Linked DNA regions of Mus musculus: region 2 is linked to region 1. A link is a loop called in an ENCODE intact Hi-C map of the cell type or tissue named here. Cell type or tissue: left cerebral cortex. All regions are shown on one strand.

Region 1 (2,500 bases):
CCTGTAGCACGCTGTTACACCTGTCTCCTTCCCTCACAAACACACAGACACACACACATACTTCATGTTGTGTCATGTGACAAGAAACCATGTCTCTTCCTCCCTCACATTCTCTCACCATTTTGAGGCCATCCACTGTGGATCTTCTCCAAGTGAACAAATCAATAGAATTTCAGCCTCTAAAACTACTAGCAAAATGAACTTCTTTGCCTGGTGATTTCTCAGGCTTGGGTATTTTGTTACAGTAGCAGAAAACTGTTAATATAAAATAGTTACAGTGGATCTTTCTAACTTTATCATGTTCTTTGTGAAGATAAGGATACATTTTTCCCTTTTGATTTGGGCATTTTTATTTGCTGTTCTTATCCAGTTGCCTGATCTAGAAACCTGAGTAGAATTTTTAATAAAATGACAACAATGGAATACTTATTTTAATTCCCAATCTTAGAGGAAGCAATTACTCTGTGGTTATCGAATGCAGCCTCTCCTGAAAGTTCCAGGTGGACTTTTCCAGAGAGGAGGCACAGCCCTTTAGTGCTTCCCAATGACTCTGCTGGAGAAGAAAGCTCAGACGCTTACCCACAGCTTTCTCTGGACCTCATCCTTTGCTTTTGCTTTTTGTGGGTTTGTTTTATATCCCTTTTCCATAACAAAGTCTAAGTCAGAGTCTACATTGTGTCTTTTGAGTCATCTTAGAGAATTGTGGAATGGTATCTCCAGAGCTCCTGGTACTCTGGAATTCACCAATCAGCTTCCATCTATGGGCCTAAAAGTTCAACAATGCCCCTGCCTCCTGAAGTAGAGTCTCTTATGCTGAGAAAGAAGAGTAGAGAGAAGACTGTAAGAGAGATATCATAGGCTTTCTCTTTTCATGTTGAGATTTCATACTCATTGTCTTCAACAAGTATAATACTTTTCCACACTTTTAGAGACTTTAAGAGCTTTCGGCTATATGCAATTGTCATTTCCACCATCTGGCTAGTGAGTGACTCCTCTGAGCTCAGTCTTCCTCTCTGGTGTTGTGCCATTAGTATACCCCAAATTATTTGACAACTTTATTTTCTAATAGTCTAAAACAAGCTACTCTCAGCATGATTTCCAGATCCTAGTGCAATTGGCTTTCTAGAGCATCACTATTTTCATGCTGCTTCTCTCAAACTTCTGCTCATCACCTGGAACCTCGCAGCTCATACCTGCTTCTTTCAAAGACTTCTGTTGGACACTGTGTTCATTCTCTGTTCACCAGTGTCTTCATCTTACAATGTGTGCTAAGATTTAACTCTGCCAATGACTTTCTCTTATTTTAAGTGTAAGCAAATTTAATAGATTCAACTCTTCTGTATAGTTAGAAAATTTCTCTGCAGAATAGGCAGTCCAGAAATATTTCTTTTTCCATGACAACTGGCTGAGAATAAGTCATTGTGGGAGAGAGTGCCAAAAGTAACAACTTTGTCATTTGGTTGAAACTTTATCACATATGTGTGGCATATGTTTTTCCTAGTAAAAATGTTAGTCGAGATTGTCACTGTTTTCCTATTGGTAAGTTGGGGCTTTTAGCTTTAAGATTCCAACCCCCCATCATATAGATATGAAATTGCTGTTTCAGATCTTGTGAGTTCAAGGTCTACTTTCAGTTCAGAACTAAGCTTCCTATACTGAAAGGAGCACTGAAAATCTGGAGCCTTTGACTACTTAAAGGTCTGCATACTTTCCCTTAAAATGTAGCAAGAGCAATTAAAATCAGAATAAAATAGATAAAGAAAACCCTCTCTGAAATTTTTGCTTAGATGTCGAAATTTAAACTTGAGGCCTTGGTCATGAATTTTGGTTATACAATAGATAGGAACAAAGTAAGTCTATTCGTCACAAACGCTCTCTGTGCTAGCCTAACCCTATGGCCATCTCACTACAGTAACTATGTTGTTTTGACAAATAACTCATTCTGCTGAAGATGAAAGATAACCAACTGACTGCGTGTGGAGCAAAGAGGGAAGCTTTTGTTGTATGTGGAAGCAAGCCTAAATTTGGTTGAGTGGTTAGTAAAAAGAAAAAAAAAAAGATTTAGAAAGGAATTAACCTGTGGGTGTAATTTTAGGAGTGCTATTGAGTTCGTTTCTTTTGGTCATTAGTCACCTATGTTAGTCATTCACCAAGTCCTCCTTTACCACCCCACCCCAACCCCAGTCCTATTTGATTCTCAGTAGATTTGTTTCACAGTCTTCTTTATCTTGTACCTGAGTTCTCCATATTGTTAGAGTTAACAAAAGGTAACTTGTGGGTGCTGGTTAAGATGGAGATTTAAAAAAACTCCTATCAAGGGTATAGAGAGAACAAAACAAATTATACTGTGTTGGACTCTATACACAATGTGTGCATAAAATATTTTATAGTGAAATCTTGGACCTTATTTTGCCAATTATGAAACAAAGTACGTATTATACTGAATACTTTAAAAACTGAAAATTTCTAACAAAATGATTAACATTCTGTATGTTCTATT
Region 2 (2,500 bases), 440 kb after region 1:
GTTAATGAAAATTCGTCACCACTGCCTTCTGAATTTCTATTCTGACCTTCTAAAGCATTCCCATTTTCATATATCATCATATTTTATACTATACTGTATTTGACAACTCATATTGTCTTTTATTCTATGCAATCTTTGGAAATTTTTCTTGAAACATCTTTGTCAATTTTACAAAAATACTAATGTCCATAGCACTTTGCTGGTGGGAGGTGTCCAGTGAGACCACTAATACTCAGCTTTTGATCATCCTTAGCTTCATTCATTTACATACTGGCACACTTCCCTGACTACATTTGTTGAGAATATGTTTCCACCTGAACTCATAAGACTAAAAGGCTACATTCTCCTAAAACCAGTAGTTAAACGTCCTTTACTCAATTGAGACTCTCAGTAACATCTTCCCTTGCTTTCCATGAGTAACCAACCCATTCTTGAAGTGGTTTCTCTGGCCAAAGAGAAAAACCTGCTCTGGGTAGGTAGGCTTTAGTCTATGCTCATCCCTGGACCAGAGGTGAATTAACACTAAGAGATCTGAACAGGGAACAAGCAGGAGTTTTTCAGAAGTTCTGAGTACTAAGAGAGAAGTGATTGAGACCTGACAAATATTGAGGTTTTTTGCAGTAAATAAATGACACAGTGACTGATTAAAATTTAAGTCCTTATAGTTCCATCTATAGGCAAATGCTATAAATACCATTCATTTGTTTAGCAAATATTTTCACGAATATTTTGGGCTTCTATTACTCTTTGTAGTGAGTTAACACCAACTTTTGGAGTTGACGCTCACAGAGGAATTTTTGAAATCTGTATAATAAATGGGAACTTTTCCAACAGTATGTCACAGCTTCCAAGGAAGATTCTTGACTGGACAAACTTTTATTTCAATGTACTTATTTGAAAATGGATTTCAAATTTGAGTGAATTACACTGACCAGTTGTAGTCACTGGAAGTGGTTTAGGAAGAATGGCTATGTCTGAATAATTAAGGCAAGAAACATCATTTTAACTCTAATTATAGTAGGAAAGCATTAATGAAACTTAAATATATACAATATTTTATTATTCATACTTCCATGAAGGGTTCAACTTATAGGACAGAAATGATGGACAGAGACTCTATATGGTCAGTACAAATATTCCAGCTACTTCTTAACATCTAAAAATGCTTAGACACACTCACTCCCCTGCCCCTCGCTCTGGGAATTTCAGTACAACTTGGCTGCTCAGAGAAAAATCTTTCTCTCCTAACACCTTTTTTGTGATGAGAGAAAGCTGCCAAGAAAACTTCTACCAGATGGAACTGGGTCTGAAAAATGTTTCTCTCGAGTCAGGTGTTATAATTATTTTTGACAATGCTTTTGCTGGATGACTCTTTAATCCTACTGAATTTTATAGAGGAATAAATCAAACACCTGCTGCACTATATATTATTTTTGTGGTATTCTTAATCTTTCTAATTCATGCTTTAGGACATAGAGACATTTCAGTTATGGGCATATGTACAGCCCTTGATTCCTTCTTATACGATTAAAACAGACATGCTTCTAGAGTAAAACACAGTAGTTACAATTTACAATGTTATTCAGTACCAAACCAGTCTCAGAACCTACAACTGAAGACAATATTATAAGCAGAAAAAAGCATGGAATCACGGATTTAGATGCTTTGAGCAGATGCCCCAGGTCTTTGCCTTGATACTTTGCAATTTGTAGGATTTCTTAACTTAGAAGGTAGTAACTATTTAGATCTTAGAGTTATTGTTTATCTCAAAAAGAAACATGAGTAATGTATGTGAGCTTTGTAACTACACAGTCACCTAGGCTCTGCATTGATGCTTTCTAGAAAAATGTCCTTAAAAATACTTGCAATCTAATACACTATGGTGAAGTCATCACAGATCTGTGATATCTACCACACCCTCTGTCTGACAAAGTGCAGCACAGTGATAATGATCACTGATATTGATAAATTATATGCAAAGAACTCTGCACAATTTTCCATTCCAAAATGCAACCATCCTATGAGGTAACTGATATCACAATTGCTATTTTATAATTAAAAATTAAGGTTAATAAATTTTAACTAACTTCCCCAAGCATATGTTGGAGGATGTTTTGTGCACAGTATATTCAAATCCTGACTTCTGTACCCAGAGATTTGGTTGCAATCAGGACATTCATATTGTGAGTATGATGTGTTTCTTTTCTCAATATTTTGTAAAATGTTGTTCTCCTTCTGATTGGATAAAGAACTAAACAACTCATAGCTAGGCAGGAGAGGAAAAGGCAGGATTCCTGGGCTCAGAGAGGAAGATTCTCAAGTGGGGACCAGTGAAGCTGATATAGGGACATGGATGAAGAAAGATGTGCCAGAGTGAGACTAAAATGACAGGTAAGGGACCACATGGTTTGGAAATAGTTCAGGCCAGCCTTGTCAGGTTAGAATAGCTGAATATCAGCTCAGCTATAGTGCCTGAAGCTTTTAATGAATATAAAAGTTT

Evidence for each region. Hi-C counts contacts between places; a loop is a spot of excess contacts. Peaks named below come from ENCODE experiments on the same cell type or tissue, not always from the same donor. Only the 100,000 strongest peaks of a DNase experiment are listed, where the experiment ranks them.
Region 2: a loop joins it to region 1, with 4 times the contacts of the local background. A loop is called at or near these places in 2 of 42 quality-filtered maps.

Annotation. Positions count from the first base shown.
Region 1 is chr15:42,375,000-42,377,499 of GRCm38, forward strand. No RefSeq gene overlaps it. Among named protein-coding and RNA genes, the nearest start is that of Gm41313, 290 kb to the right of the region's middle. In left cerebral cortex, no CTCF peak of the experiment used is centred here; DNase peaks (open chromatin) are centred at 1,448 and 1,891; H3K27ac peaks cover 322 bases.
Region 2 is chr15:42,813,979-42,816,478 of GRCm38, forward strand. No RefSeq gene overlaps it. Among named protein-coding and RNA genes, the nearest start is that of Gm41314, 110 kb to the left of the region's middle. In left cerebral cortex, no CTCF peak of the experiment used is centred here; DNase peaks (open chromatin) are centred at 1,261 and 1,637.